2 separate regions of the Mus musculus genome follow, and region 2 is linked to region 1. The links are chromatin loops, found by intact Hi-C in ENCODE. Cell type or tissue: heart. All regions are shown on one strand. Each heading gives the region's core, and the rest is flanking DNA. Links, peaks and the distances in the headings are about the cores only.

Region 1 (8,336 bases), core at 65-8,064:
CGCTAAGGGCAGCAAGTGCTCTGCTGTGAATTCTCTTTCTATAAATGACATATTAGGACAGTGTGCAAAACTTGAGTAGGGTCTTGGGGTAAAGAATCCATGAGAATTCTTTATACTTCCCTAGTAACTTTCCAGTAACCCTAAAAACACAAGGCATCCAAGTTTTAGGGACCAATTTCGACTTTTAGCTAGAACATGGATGTTTACAAAATATTGTTTCCACTCTTTGAAAACTTTTGATGCATCTTATAATGCACAATGATAAGTGCAGCAGTTAAGATTGGTGGTCAACTTGACAGGCTCTAGAATCATCTTGGAGACAAGTCCCTGGGCGTGACTATGAGGAGTTTCCAGATTAGGAAGCAGAGGTGGGAAGACTCACATGGGTGGTGGCAAACCACAGCCTGAACATAAAGGGGATTGTGAGCTGAGCTCCAGCATCCATCTCTCTCTGTTTCCTGACCTCTCACGTACAATGTGACCTGCTGCCTCAGGCTCCCGGCACCAAGACTTTCTCACCATGGTGGAGTGGGCCCTGGAATTATGAGCCCAAATAGATGCTGCCTTTCTTAGGCTGCTTTTTTCCCAAGTATTTCAAGCATTTTTTTTCAAGCAGTAAGAAAAGTGGCTAACACAATGTGTTTCATCATGAAAGGTTTTCATGTATGTATAGGATGAATTTGGCTGGATTCGTCTTCTCTTTTCTCCATCCTCCTCTACTGGACCTTTCAGCCTCTCCGTTTTCTGCTTTCCTCTTGTCTGTGTGGGTTGACCCAACAGTCTCACACTAGGTTGTGTAAGGAGAATGCGTGCCTTATCACTGGCTACACACCATTCCAGCCCAGACGTCTCCTCTCCAGCCAGCTATACAAACACTCAGACCTACTGTTTCTACTTTCACAACAAGGAAATATCAAACAAACTAGAATCCTATGATAATAAGAAAGGAATACATGCCTAGGTGAGGTAAAATCCAGACAAGAACACGCCTTGAATTGAAGCATATGGAATCTATGATCTGAATTAAAGATTTAAATGGTCTTTGGTAGTAGTAAGAGCTGATTGGTCATAGGAGAGAAAAGGCTTAATAAATTCAAAGATGGGTCAAGATTAAAAAATGTCCAGAGCAAAGTACAGAGGGGGGAAAAAAGACAGAATAAACAAATGCCAAGAAAATGGTGAGGGAGGGTGGAGTGCTGAACACCTCCCTCCCCCGCCATGGATCCCCAGAGGAACAGAGAGATAATGGGGCAGAGTAAGGGTATTCAGGGACTTTGGTTAAAAGTCTTCAAAGCTGATCAAAAACAGCAAACAATATCGTAGGCCAGGACACCCTGTGGCAAATAAATAGGAAGAACACACTGAGGTAGAAGGCAGAAACTAACTAAATCACCAGAAACTAACTAAAAAAGGAGACAAGGAAAAACATAGCACCAGGGAAACAAGCTGTTACCACCAGTGCAGCAACAATACGGGCGATGTTTTACTTCCCATTGGAAGCCAGATGTAGGGGTGCATACCTGTAACCCAGAAATTAAAGACAAGGAGACCTTGTCTCAAACTATACAACAGTCTGTTAGCCAACAGACATAGAAACAGCCAAAGGAAAAGGAAGGAAGGAAGCTTCTACCTCAAGGAGGAAGAAAAAGCAGGAAGATTATCAAAAGAGAGCCAAAGAGAAAATAAAAGTAAGAAAGGATATAATCAAATCAGAAAAAAAAAATAGGGAAAAATCAGAACTTCTCCTCACAAGACTGGCAGTGGTGGGGCTTGGTATACAAACACCCACCTCGGGAGTAAATACAAACTGTTACTAGAGACACATCATAGTCATGGAAGATCAGTATATATTATACATTTTATGGAAAAATCAATAAAAGCACAACTCACAAAACTGGCCAATCTGATCATGGATTATCAGGCTCAATAGATTTAAGACATCAATACTTCTAGATTGATCTATGGTTCGGTTCAAGCCCAACTGTGATACCACCAGACTTTCTATACATGGGGTGGGGTGTGTGTGGTGGGAATGAAGTCTGACAAATGAAAGGCAACTGTTTATAAGATTCATCTAGAATATATTCAAAACTTGAAAAAGAGCAGATTGGAGAATTAATATCAATGTGACTTGGGAAGTACTATGAAGCTACAATAAAGATCAGTGACGTGTCAATGATCATCCATACTGTGTGGTCAACTCTCAAAGGCCAACTTTCCTGAAGTGTAACTGAATCTCATCTACATAATGTGTATAAAATTAAATTTGTGTACAGCCATGAAACCACATCAAAATCAAGGTTAAGAGGGCAATGAGATGGCTCACTGGGGAAGTTGCTTGCCATCAAGCCTAATGATGTGAGTTCAAGTCCCAGGACCTGCATGGTGGTGGAAGTTATCAGACTCTGGAAAGATGTCCTCTGACCTCCACAAGTATTCTATGGACCTATGTGCATGCCCATGTGCGTATACACACACACACACACACACACACACACACACACACACACACACACGAATAATAAAATTAATCAAGGGTAAGGAACTAGAAAGACAGCTTAGCAGTTAAGAGCACTGGCTGCTCTGGCAGAAACCCTGATTTGGTTCCCAGCACCTACCTGGCAGCTCACAACCATCTTCAACTCCAGTTCTAGGATATTCAGTATCCTTGTTTGACTTCCTCAGGCACCAGGCACACACATGGTGCATAGGCATACATGCAGGCAAAGAATCCATATTCATAAAGTAAAAATAAATAAATCTGAATACATTTCAAGGTAAGAAACATGCTTATCAAGTTTCCTTGTGGCCTTTTGCAACCCTCTTCCCCCAACTCCCCAACCCATGACTGATAGATTTTCTGTCCACAGACATTAGTTTGGGATTTCTATACTTGAATGGAATCATGTGATAGATACTTTTGTCGTCTGTCATCCAGTATAATTACTGTGAGATTCATTCATGTTGCAGTATAAATCAAAAGATTCCACTCCTGGGCCTGGAGAGATTGCTTAGTGGCTATGTTTGCTGCTCTTCCAGAAGACCTGAATTTGGTTCTCGGTACCCACATTAGGTAGCTCACAACCATCAGTGAGATTTTATGTCTTCTTCCAATCTCCATGGGCAACACACACACACACACACACACACACACACACACACACACACACACACACAAATAAATCTTTTAAAAAGATTTTTTTAGGTTCATCAAACTTCATAGGGGGAATAATTTGTATTCTATACTACAAGTAGTATCATATATATTCTATGATATTGATGTAGTTTATTCATTCAACTATCAATGAATATTTGGGTTGCTTCAAGAGGTTTAAATCAAGGTCAGGATGTAGCTCAGTTGATGGAGTACTTGTATTGCATGTCCCAAACACTGAGTGCGATCCTTAGCACTGCATAACCTGGGTGTGGTGGTGCACAACTGTAACTTCCGAATTCCAGAGGTGAAGTCAGAAGATTTAGAAGTTTAGGGTAGACAACTCAACTAGCAAGTTGAAGGCTAGCCCTGGCTACATGAGACAGTCTTAAAACCTATGCAAATAAAGCTGCTATGAATATTTATGTACTAGTATTTGCATGGACCTGCGTATTAATTTATCTTGAGTAAATAAACACTTGGGAGTAGAGTGGCTGAATCAATTTTAAATCATGTGTATGTGTGTGGGAGGGATATGGGGTATGTGCACATGAATTTGGGTGTCCTTGGAGACCAGAAGAAGGCAGCAGGTCCCCTAGAACTGGAGTTACATACAGGTCGTTGTGAGTCTCCCAGTGGGGATGGGTGCTGGAAACTGAGCCACCTCTTATATTTAAAGACAAACCATCCAACCATTCTCTGACGTAGCTGCAGCATCTCATGTTCCTGTCACAAACGCTCTGTTCCCCCCACCTCCGCCAACACTTTCTGTCACTGGTCTTCAATTTTAACCAGCTCAGTGAGTGTATGATGCTCTGTCACTGTGGATTTAAACTGCAGCTCCTAATGGCTAATGGTCCCGAGAAGCTATTTATGTGCTTGTCTGTACATCCATTCCAAGAGAAACAACAGGCCATACCTTCAAAATGATACTCACTAAAATGTTCTCAGCTCCTGCCTGTCCTAACATGAATAGCTCCCTTCAGACACTCCCATTGCTGTGAGGCTCTACCTGGAACATGGGCTGAGCAACCATGGACTGAACCCCTGAAGCCATGGGCCAGACAAACCTTTCCTCTTTCCCTTTTTCTCATGTATTCAGTCACAGTAAAGAAAACTACCTAATAGAAAAATGTACAAGATTGTTAAGTAGAGCAAGCCAGATGCAAAAACACTTCTCACTGTAAAATACAGTCCCACTTGTATGAAGTTCAAGTATCTGGGGTATTGAGAACCAACACTATGCTTGCTCTGCAAAAGGATGGAATGGCAAAAATTTATCCAGGAAACAATGCTCTTGAGCAATGGCTCTCAGCCTGTGGGAGACAGTGTCAAACAACCCTTTCACAAGGGTCACATGTCTGATATCCTACATGGCAGATGTTTACATTACAGGTCATAATGGGAGCAAAATGACAGTTAAGAAGTAACAACGAGAATAATTTCATGGTTGGGGTGACCACAACATGAGCAACTGTATTAGAGGGTCACAGCATTAGGAACGTTGAGATCCATTGAGACAGAGTGAAGACTGGCACGGTAGTGTCAGGCCTTTGAAATCGTTAGTGGAGGTGTATGTGTGTTGTTGTCTGTAGACTATGCCTCAATCAAACACAAGATTAATTATCTCTAACAGAAGTTTAAGAAGCCTTTTCTCGCCCTTACAGATCCTAATTAGCAATCTAAGTCTCTCGCCTGCATGGGTGCCTGGCAGGAGCTCTGCTTTTCTCTGGGCGCCCAGGCTGGTGGTATGCCTGGGTGATCTGTCCTATTTTAAGAAACGACATCACCCTGGTGGCAGGAGCCAGTGTTGGTGAGCATTGCTTGAGCTATTTCTGAGGCAATTCTAAGGACCAGAGAGGCTCCTAGGGCAACGCTGGCTGTCCCGTGTTCTGGGCTTCAAGCCACAGTCAGCTTATGGTTGTGTGCCTAGTACCATAATTCAGGCCCCCTACACTCAAAAGAGCTCTGGGTTCAAAGCTTTGTGCCTGAAGGTTATCTTGAACCTCTTAGCAATTCCGTTTGATTTTGTACTGTAGAATAAGTCAGCCAGGGCAATGGGGAGCATGCCAAGGCTTGGAAGTCTTGCCTCATGAGCAGTCCTAACTCAGACCACTTTCTTTCTTCCCCATCTTGGCTCCATTGCTTTCATTCTGAGAAGTACCCTGGGTGGGCAACAGTTCCTATTTGTCTCTTTTTCCACTCTCTGCCCTGGGCAGTGATAAACTATGCTGGGGAATATTATGCGGGGGAGAGGGGATACATTCTGCTGTTGCCTTGACGATGCATGGGCGGAGCTACGAGTGACTTGTGCTCAGATCCATGCCACAAGCATCTTAGAGAAGGGTGAGAGGGTGGCTGTCCTTGCCCAGGCTGACAGGATCATGGCACATTTGGGAAGGCTCGGGGTTTACTGTTGCTTGGTTCAGGTGTCAGAGTATCATGATATTGATTTCTAGCTGGGGCTAAGCCCATTTTCACTCTACAGTGGCCCCCACACATTATGTAGCTCGTCTTGACTAGTCACAGCCACATCTTCTCTTATGTGATCACAGATCAGGCAGCTACATAGAGAGGGCATACAGAACTCTTATCTGTATCTGTTCTCTTAGTGAAATGCTCTCTCCTGCATGCTAACTATGCTCATGACTGGGACTATGGCAAAGTCTGTAGGCTATGAAGGAAGTGCAGTCACATCCCACACCTTGCATGGTGTTCAGACATGATTCCTAAATACAGTTCTTGGGAGAATAGCATATGAGTCCATCATGCCATCTTGAAAAAAGGTGCATGGGGCACAAAGTTAGGAGCAATCAGCTGCAGGCTTCATCATTCACTTATAAGCCTCCTGAGTGCTCCTTTGTGGTAGAATACTCTATATGTTGGAGATACATTAGTGAACAATACATACAACCCACCCCTCACCTTTGCAAACAGGTTGGAGAAGAAAAAACTGACACAAAGCCATGAATGTCACCAAGGAATAGAAAACCAGAAGACTTGGTCATGTGGTCGTAGAGGCCCTCTGGGAAGAGGCAGCCTTTCAGCAGTGATGATAACAGATGAGGGAACAAACTGGAAATTATCTGAAGATGGCTCAAGGCCCAGGAGTGGGAGCAGATTTGGGTTTTGAAGGAGGAATAGAGTGGGCTGGCATGAAGGACAGCAGAGGACAGAGGCTGAGACAAGGTCCGGGATCAAGAGGAGATGAAGTTCCTGGAGCTGTGCAATGAGTGTTGGCTGCATCCCGAGTCCAGGGAGAAGCTGATAGAGCAAGAGAGTGATGCGTGGCGATTTATGTTCTTACTAATGTGCTGTGGCTCCTGGGCGGGGCAGAGACTAAGGAGGAGGAGGACATCTCGGAGGCTTGAAGCAGGAGATGCTAATGCTGCTAGCCTGACCCAGGCTGAGACCTGGGGAGGAGGGAGAGGCAAGGCTTGCAGGAGAGTGGATGGGGGGGTGTGTGAGGAGAGGAGCCTGTGTAGGTTTGCAGCTGAACAACCAGGAGAATGATATTTCTCAGGCTCACGAGGGAAAAACGAAACAAAGCAAGAGATCTGTTCAAACTGTACTAGGGGTGAGACGCCCATATGGTGTCCATGTGGAGACAACAGGAGCTACTGGCCTTTTCAGCCTGGAATGTGAACAGAGGGGCAATTAAGGAAGATTTTAAAGTTTGGGGACTGAGTGATGTCACCTAGAGAGTGGGCGTAGAAGAAGACAGCTTAACTTCAAGCAAAAGCTACATCCGCACAAGTTTTCTAGTGTGCAAAGTTGTAAAACTTAACAGTCCTTCCTCTGCATGGGCAAAGGATGTGTAATCAGCTCGCCTGGATGAATTTAAAAGAAGCTGGCCAATCTGAATCTCTTTACCCTTTTGTGCCTGCATGTTCTTGGAGTCGCCCTGGAGCGCCCCCAGGGTGATCTGGCTTCTCTGCCTGATGTTCTTGGTGGGATGGGGAAAGCAGAAGACTAAGTGAACAGGAGGTGGTTCAGAGAGAGAGACACAGAATGAAGAAAGTGCCCCTTGGTATTTCCATATTGATAGGCTAAGCTAGAACCTGGTCTTGGATATTTTACTGCAAGACTTAGCAAGTCACTTGTTTACTGGCCCCAAACCCTACTGCCTTCATTTGGCTGCTCAGCACTGATAACTGGCGCTCCATCCAGACTAGCCCTGTGAAATGGTAGCATTTTACTGCCTCTGTTGACAATATTATAAACTTGCAACCAGGTGCATCCAGGCAGCACTTGGTGCTGTTGTGCCAGCATTTAATGAGCTGGACCCTGCCCTTCTTCCCTCCTGGGAAGAACCACGGCTTGTGGTCTTGTGTGCCTCCTGGGCTCCTGCCATGACCTCTCAGAGCTTTGTCCTTATGGAGTGCGTGATCACCATCTCTCCTGGAACGAGAACTGTTCTGTTCTGCAGCGACATGAGAATCCAAGTCCTTGCCACCCACAAATGGAAGCTTCTAGATAGTGTTTGCTGAAACTATGGTGGTAGTGGAAACAGTGGGGAAGGTAGAGAATGGCTGTACTGGGAGTAGCAGTGGTACAGGTGAAGGGAGCTTTGGTGATGTGGGATGTTAGGGTGACTCATGGTGAAGCCAACAGGGGAGGGAGTGACAGGCAGGGGGCAAAAGTAGAAATGGCAGTTAGAAGCACAGGCCATTCCTACCCACAAGGAGCTCAGCCCCATGCCTCATGATTGAGGACATAGGATCTCTTCCTGCAATGTCCAGGAAGAACGGATCAAAGATAGAACTTCATCCCAAGATAGAATTTCCTCCCAGCTTAGCCCTCACTCAGTGTATATGCCCCGGCCGGGGTCCATGTGTCAGGACAATTTAGTCAATGCAAAGACTGCATGCAGACGCCCCTAGAATCACAGGACTGATACTTAGGGTCCAGTGCTTTAGCGGTTTGACACTAGGTGTCATCACTTGCTCTAGGGTCAAAGGGCAGACAAGCAAGGCTGTGTCTACCTGTGGAATCAAGATGTGTCAAGAAGGCATTCAGTGTGAAGCCATCAGAGGGAGCACCTGTTGCCATGATTTCAGGGGATGCCTCAGGCCTGCCCCTGTCACAGCAGTAGCTCAGGGGGCAGACGGTGCCTGAACTTTCTAACTGTTCAAAGTCTGGGCACACAAGAGCATAGAGTGACTTTGCTGCATGTGGCACT
Region 2 (8,336 bases), core at 164-8,163, 1.1 Mb after region 1:
AGAGTCCTGGATATTCTTGGCCCAAGTCTGTCCAAGGTCAGGTTACATGCCGAGTATACAGGCAGCAAGCAGTGATAATCCCAGATGCTCCACAGGCTGGGACAGGAGGCTCACCTGAGTCCAGGAGATCGAAGCCAGAGATCCAACACAGCACACCTGCAAACAAGCCAGCAAACAAACAAAAACAAACAAAGGAAAGGATAAAAAGACAGGCTCCATGGGGCTGGAGAACTGACTTACCAAGTCAACAGCATTGGCTGTTCTTCCAGGGAACCTGAGTTCAATTCTAAGTACCCACGTGGCAGCTCGCAGCTATCTGTAACTCACAGGGGACCTGATGTCCTCTTCTGGCCTCCGTAGGCACCAAGCATGCCTGTGGAGCACTGACATACATGCAGACAAAACACCTATACGGATACAAGCAATACATCAATTAAATGAAAAGAAACTCGGGTAATCTCCAGAGAGACCAGCTCCCCTCACCAATAAACCAGAACCCAAAGAGGCCAAGGCAACCGGCTGACCTTTGTCGGTGTCCCCAGCAAGGTGAGCTAGCCATGGTGCCAGCCTTCAAGCCCAGCCCCTCACACTGAGGGATGACTCTGCTCAAACCTTGAGAGAATCCTTTCCCAAGCCAGATTCCTGAGCCCCTAGCCAGGCAGTAACCACACAGCTTTAATCCCAGCACTCGGGAGGCAGAGACAGATAGATCTCTGTGAGTTCAAGGTCAGCCTGATCAACAGAGTGAGTTTCAGGACAGCCAGGGCTACGTGGTGAGATCCTATCTTGAAAACACACACACATCCCAAAACAAACTAACAAAATGACTCCCCAGCTCCACCCTCCCAGTTTCCAGGAAGACAGACAGGAGGACGAGGCCCAGAGATGAGAAACCCCGTAGTATCACAATGACAACTCGGAAAGGCAATGAAAACCGGGATGAAAGCTGGCATCTCGGCTGCGTTCCTTCTGGTTTGCTTGAAGCCTCAGTGAGAGGCGCTCCTTAACCTTTCTTTGAGACACCCAGCACACAACTCAGGGGACACCTAGAACCCTCACATCCCCAGATGAGAACTATCCATGGGTAAGGCTCTCTCTCTCTCTCGAGTGCGCTCTTGCTCTCTCTCTCTCTCTCTCTCTCTCTCTCTCTCTCTCTCTCGCTTGCTCTGCAGCTGGTGGATTAGCAACTGTATTTATTGAACCACCTTGTAAGGCAGACATGAACTGAGACGGTGATGGGCAACGGTGGGCCAGTCAAGAGGACTGCTTAGTCCTCATGCCTCTTGCCCTCTCTTTAAACCTAAAAGGATGGACATGGGGTCCTTGGACACCTTCATCTAAACATCACAGTGTAACCACACTGGACAAATATCCTTTCTCTGCCTTTGGTCGCTAAGTATTTCTTTTTCTTTCTTCCTTTCTTTTTTTTTTAAGATTTATTGTATTTATATGAGTACACTATATCTGTCTTCAGACACACCAGAAGAGGGCATCGGATCCCATTATAGATGGTTGTGAGCCACCATGTGGTTGCTGGGAATTGAACTCAGGACCTCTGGGCCAGAGCAGTCAGTGCTCTTAACCCTGCTGAGCCATCTTTCCAGCCGCTAAGTATCTCTTTAAGTAGTGTACTGTCACCAAAGGACCAACTCTAGCTTGTTGGGACTGCCAGAGTCAAGATTTAGATATTAAAATCTGATAACGAAAGCCAGCTCAGAAATGGACCAGATCAAGACCTTCCCCTCTAGGCTCTAGGAACAACCTGCTAACCTCTAGCCCTGAGCTATTATATGTCAGTCCCTCAAAGCAACAGCCTTAAATAGGAAGGGAGATCTCTCTTTTTTCTTTTTTTTTTCTTTTTTTTTTTTTTTGGTTTTTCAAGACAGGGTTTCTCTTTATAGCTCTGGCTGTCCTGGAACTCACTTTGTAGACCAGGCTGGCCTCGAACTCAGAAATCCACCTGCCTCTGCCTCCCGAGTGCTGGGATTAAAGGCGTGCGCCACCACGCCCGGCCGGACTCTCTTTTTTCTTATACCATTATGTGACAACATTGGAGTACCTGACCCCATATGTGTGCATCCACAGTCAGAAAATTAATCTTCTCAGGTGGCAGGGATATGTCCCAACCTCAGTTTTCTGACCCCCATAGTCTGATCTAGGTTGGGCCTCTGTGCTGCCTGAGTGGGCTCTGTGGCCTTTGGGACTAAGGTCCTCCCAATATGTGTTTTCTGCAGGTTCCCAGCAGTCCATTGGCCTGAGCTCTGGAGTTTATTTAGTTTAGCTTAGGGTCGGCCCACTCCCATCCCATAGAATATCATCTTGGAGATCTGTTTGGGAGTTGGCACATACAGATTTTCTCTTAGTCACAAGATGACTGTCCCCTTACCATCCCAGAGCACGGAAACCTTTGGTCCTGTAGTCATGGCAACAGATAAAAAGGTCCCTGCTGTTTCTGGTCCCCTGTAGCAGAGAGGGATGCTTTCCATCTCTGTTTTGCCCCTTAGCTTCACTTGATCTTGGGGAGGTGCGAGAGCATATAGAAAGGAGAAAGTAAACTAAAGACAGATGCCTCTTTGCTTTGTGCTGCGACGAGACTCTTCATGACTGATTTTTGAGTCTCCTATGCTCCTGTAATTCTTCACCCAGTCTCCTATACATAAGTCCAATAAACACATTGATTCCCCAAGTTGGCCTTGAGTGGATAGACTTGTTTGGTTTGTTGGTGGTGCCCTATGGAGGGTGAAAAGACAGTGGTTCACATCGTTAGAGAAGTCACAAGACATGTCGGCAAGTATTTGCCAGAAATGAGAGGTTGAAATGGGTAGGTGAAGGGCCAGTTGTGGTGGCACATGCTTTTAATCTTAGCACTCTGGAGGCAGAGGCAAGGGGATTTCTATGAGTTTGAGGATACCCTGGTCTACAGAGTGAGTTCCAGAACAGCCAGAGCTACAGAGTGTGACCCTGTCCCAATAAACAAGCAAACAAATAAGTAAAGAAATGAATGGTCTGTGGACGTACTTACCTAGTATACACACAGCTCTGGGTTAGATCCTCGGCACCGAATCACTTGGGTATAGTGGCAATAAGAAGGTTGAGGCAGGAGGATCAAGAGTTTAAGGTCATCCCGAGCTACATGGCAAATTCAATATCAACAAAGGAGGAAAGAATGAAGAAATGGGTTCACAGGTTCCCTCTCTGATAATTTAAACCATTCTAGCGATATCACCTGAAGTTTCAGGTTATCATAAAAGCAGTGAGCCCCCCCATGTAAAACCAGTGACACATGTTCAGCAGTCACCTCCAATATTAAACACAGGCAGTCCTCGTTCCCTAGCAGTGACAGTCATAGAACACAGTACAGCAAGAGGCTGGGCAAAGTGTTCTATCCTCCACAACACGAGTGAACAGAAGCCAGACATAAAAATAGCCTGTACTACAAGATTCCATTGACAAAGTTCAAAAATAGATGAAACTCATCTGTGGTGGCAGAGGCCGAGACAGTGGCTGCCCTTGGGATGGGACTGGCGGAGCACACAGGAGCCTTGGGCTGGAGGTATTGTTCCGTTCACACAGGAGAGGTGGCAGGATTGGAGCATTTTCTGTGTGTATTTACTCTTCAGTTAAAAGTGTATTTAAGGGGATAGCGAGATGGCTCAGAGGGTAAGAGCACTGACTGCTCTTCCAAAGGTCCTGAGTTCAAATCCCAGAAACCATATGGTGGCTCACAACCATTCATATGAGATCTAAGGTCCTCTTCTGGTGCATCTGAAGTCAGCTATAATGTACTTATCTATAATAATAAATAAATCTTTGGGCAAGCAGGAACTGAGAGAGCAGGGCCGACCAGAGCAAGCAAAGGTCCTAAAAATTCAATTCCCAACAACCACATGAAGGCTCACAACCATCTGTACAGTTACAGTGTACTCACATACATTAAATAAATAAATAAATAAATAAATAAATAAATAAATAAATAAATAAATAAATCTTTTTTTTAAGTGTATTTAAGAGGCCTGGAGAGATGGCCCAGAGGTTAAGAGCGCTTGTTCTTACAAAGAACCTGGGTTCAGTTCCTAACACTTACATGGCAGCTCACAGCCATCCATCACTCCATTTGCAGGGACTCCAACACCTTCTTCTGACCTCTGACAGCACCAGGCATGCACCTGGTGCATGGGAACAAAACATTCACACACATTAACAAATTTTTGTCAGTTTTGGTTTGGTTTGGTTTGGTTTTGGTTTTGGTCTTTGAGACAGGGTTTTACTATGTAGGTCTGGATGTCCTGGAACTCACTATATAGACCAGGTTGACCTCAAACTCACAAAGACCTCTGCCTCCCCAGTGCTGGAAATAAAGGCATATGCTATTATGGCTGTCTTGACAAATATATTTTTAATAATTTTATTTAAGCTGGATATGAGTGTACACACATATAGTACTTACATGTGACACTGTCTTAAAATGTATATACACATACATTTGCTTGTTTGCTTGTTTGTTAATAGCACTGGCTGCTCTTCCAAAGGACCTGGGTTCAATTTCCAGCACCTACAAGGCACAACCATCTGTGACTCCAGTCCCAGGAGGTTCAATGCCCTCTTCTGACCTCTGACACACAGGCTTGCAGATAGTACACAGACATACATTGCAGGCAAAACACCCATACACATAAAATAACCAAGTAAATATACACACACATACACACATGTACACACAAAGAGAGAGAGAACACGAGAGAGAGAGAGAGAGAGAGAGAGAGAGAGAACACAAGAGAGAACCCCTGTAGCCCAAGCCACTCCATGCATGAATTCCAGGGCCAGCCCAGAACCAAGGCAATTTCAACCAGTACAGCCCATCCTGTGTCAACCTCTGCAGGTCCTTGATTCTCCTAAGAGTTCAAGCCTGTGGTCAGCAAACAGAGTTCTGGGGACCTAGGAAAAAAGAGAGATAACTTACCAGGGTCACACCCCTAGAAAGATACTGAAGGATCAGAGGCTCCCCAGGCAGCCTGAAGAGGACTTGTCCTGGCCTTGGCCTTGTCTAAGCAAACTGTGTGGGGCGTTGTGGAGGCTCAGCAGAGGTTGGCTCCCCAAGGCCTTTCAAGATTGCCCTCTTCCTTAGCTCTCTGGAAAAGCATTCCAGAGGCTGAGGGAGCATATGTTCAAAGTTATGCCAAACTATTTAGTGAGTTCCAGGATAGCTTGGGCTGTGTAGTTAGACTGTCTAAAGAAAGGAGGAGGGGGAGAAGGAGAGGAGGAGGAGGAGGAAGAGAAGGGGAGGAGAGGGAGGAGGAAGAAGAAGGGAAGGAAGGGAGAGAGTGAGAGAGGGGGAGGGGAGATAGAGGTTGCACCTGTGGTAGCGCGAAGACAGGATGGTGGAGGGGCTGGCCTTGGCCGTGAGCCCAGTCTCTCTCTCTGCTGTTTGAACTCTCAAAGCCTGTGTACTTCCTGCTGGCTCAGCTCAGCTTGCCTGCACACAGGGCCGGCAGTCTGGGCACTTGTCAGGCTTCCAGTGATGGGGGAGGAGGTGCTGGACTGTGGCCCATCTACACCTGCTTTTAGGGCAAGTACTCCCATCCCCATGACAGGATGCGACAGAACCCACCAACAGCAAGAGGCCCTAAGAGTGTCAAGTGTGCCATGGGCTCTTGGAGACCCCTAAGGGAAGTCTGAATGGGATGAAGTGTCTGCCTTCAAGCCATAGAGACACCCAACCAATAGTCTGAAGAGATCTAGGGTTGGGTCCTGATTGGGCACACAGTGTCCCTGTATGGACGACTTATTGGAGAGTAGAGGTATGTCTGCCTAGAAGTCTAGACCGTGAAACCAGAGAGAAGGATGGCTCCTACTGTTCTCCCTTCACTCCACTGTACAGACGAGCAAATTAAGTCTCAGAGGGGACCACTGCCTTGTCCCTGCAGCTCACGTGCTGACGTTGGCCTTGCTCGGTGCCTGCAGACCTCTGATAGCTCCCCTGCCCCAGATTAGAGTTTCCTTACTAAGTCACCACTGCCTTCTCTCATGCACACACACCTATGCCCTGTTCTAGAACCAGGCAGGCCATCTATTTTCAGGAAGGTTCATTTGAGGTGTCTCACTGGCTTTGTCGCTCATGGGTCCCTAAGGATGGTCTGCAGGGAAACCAGCTCCACCCATGTGGGTGGAAGCAAGAGACCCAATGCAAATGACTAGCAAAGCTAGGTCCCCTATCCATGTGCACTGAAATCTGAAATTTGAATTCCATGTAACTTTATTTTATATGTATGAATGCTCTGACTGTATAGATGTCTGTGTACCATATACATGCTTGGTGCCTAAGGAGACCAGAAGAGGGCATTAGACCACATGAAACTTAAGTTACAGATGGTTGTAAACCGCCATGTTTACTGAACCGGGTCCTCTACAAGAGCAGTCAACACTATTTTTGTTTTGAGACAGAGTCTCTCTAAAACCCTGGCTGACCTGGAACTTGCTTGGTAAAATAGGCTAGCCTCAGACTATACTTAATAAACGGAGCTCCGCCTGCCTCTGCCTCTCAGTGCTGGGATTAAAGGTGAGTTCCACCACACCCAGCTGCAGTAAGCATTGTCTTTTGTGTGTGTGTGTGTGTGGGTGTTTTGCCTGAATGTGTGTGTGCCTGATACCACTGGACGGCTGAATAGACTGTCAGATCTGCTGGGAGTGTAGTTATAGGTGATTGAGAGCCACCATCTAGGTACTGGAAACCAAAACAGGGTCCTCTGGAAGAGCAGTTAGAGCTCTTAACGACTATGATATCTCTCCAGTCCTGGCAGTAAGCATTCTTTATTGCTGGGACATTTTTCCAGGCCCTTACATAACTTTTACATGCCATCAGGTGTTATTCTTAAGTTTGTTTTCAGCTATTTAAAAATTGTAAACTCTGGAGCTGGGCTGTAGCCCAGATGGTAGAGTTCTGGCTTTCCACACTCAAAGTGCTGGGTTTGACTCCCAACACACTGCAAACCAGGTATAAGCCACTAGTCCCAGCACTTGGGGGGCCGAGGTGGCATCCCCAGTTTACTTCTCTGTTGTTTTGATAAATAATCTGACCAAAAGCATCTTGGGGAGGAAAGGGTATATTTCATCTTACACTTTTCAGTCCATCAAACGGGGAAACCAAGGCAGGAACTCAAGGTAGGAACTCAAGGTAGAAACCGAAGCAGACGCCACAAAGAAACGTTTTTTGGCTCGTTCTCCATGGTTTGCTCAACTTGTTTCCTTATACAATCCAGGACCATCTGCTCAGGGTCTATACAAACCCTCAGTAGGCCGGGACCTAACCAACAGGCACGCCTACAGTAGGCAGGGCCCATCCAACAGACACGCCTACAGTAGGCTGGGCCTGCCCAACAGACATGCCCACATGCCAATCTGATGGGGGAATTCTTCCATGAGGCTCCTTCTTCACAGGTAACTATAGTTTGTGTCAAGTAGATGAAAATTAGCCAACACAGGTAGAAAGATCAGAAGTTCAGGTCATCTTGGGCTAGCTATATAATGAGTTCCAAGACAGGCTGGGTTATGTGAGATCTAGTATTAAAAACAAAACAAAAAAGTAAAAACTGTTATTAGCTTATGGGTTAAATAAATACCCCAGAGTGGGCCAAATGTGGCCTTTGGGGCATAGTTTGTCCTTTCTCTAGTCTAGAATGTTCTGTCCTAGGGATTAGAGTGCCAGTCACCGCAGCCCATAAACCATGGGTAGTGATAGAGTGGCCAGTGGCTGCGGTTGGCCCTGGACAGATGACTTCCTAGGATCTGGGATATTAGGTGTTAAAGCCAGGGCAGTCCCAGGCAAAGCAGACAGCTGGTCCCCCTATTTGGCAACTATTAACCCAGAGGGACCAGGCTTCAGAAGACACACAGTCAGGGCTCTAGAATGGCCCTCTGCAGTCTGCCCACGCACTGCCCGGTCCTCGGGTCCTTGAGGTACGTGGTGGGCACTTATCCCATCGTAGCTAGCCCTCCAAATGGAGCTGCCCCCTCTTCCCAGCAAGGAAACCTCTGTGGTCAGGACTCTCTCAATAGGCAGGAAGTTGAATCATCAGCTCTGGTAAGGTTTCTGCGGCGTGTGGGTCAGCCCCAGAGCCCAGGCTTCGGGCCCAGTGCCTGGCTCCAAACTTTGTTTTCTGTTTTCTCGAGAAAGGAGCGCCCCAGAGCGAGGGTGTCTGATGAGACAAGAGCCACTGAGTCACACACGTGTGAAGAGCTGGTTGATGTGTCCCCAGCTGTGTCCCTTCCATACCGCCCTCACCCTCTCTGTCTCTCTCTCTTTGTCTCTTAGCTTTGGCTTCCAAAGCAGAATTCTGATT

What was found. Peaks named below come from ENCODE experiments on the same cell type or tissue, not always from the same donor. Only the 100,000 strongest peaks of a DNase experiment are listed, where the experiment ranks them.
Region 2: it touches region 1 in a loop (15-fold over the local background); 3 of 42 quality-filtered maps call a loop at or near these places.

The regions. Positions count from the first base shown.
Region 1 is chr11:52,967,217-52,975,552 of GRCm38, reverse strand. All of the region lies in intron 3 of Fstl4 (follistatin-like 4), which reads right to left. Among named protein-coding and RNA genes, the nearest start is that of Gm11186, 150 kb to the left of the region's middle. In heart, for the core only: no CTCF peak of the experiment used is centred there; a DNase peak (open chromatin) is centred at 4,962.
Region 2 is chr11:51,880,998-51,889,333 of GRCm38, reverse strand. Gm39821 (a long non-coding RNA gene) reads right to left here and starts at 5,305. Exons shown (of 3, transcript XR_879831.1): 1 at 4,961-5,305; 2 at 3,023-3,129; 3 at 293-407. It overlaps Gm46281 (a long non-coding RNA gene), which reads right to left and starts at 274. Exons shown (of 2, transcript XR_001780207.1): 1 at 241-274. In heart, for the core only: no CTCF peak of the experiment used is centred there; DNase peaks (open chromatin) are centred at 3,453, 5,463 and 8,103; H3K27ac peaks cover 609 bases.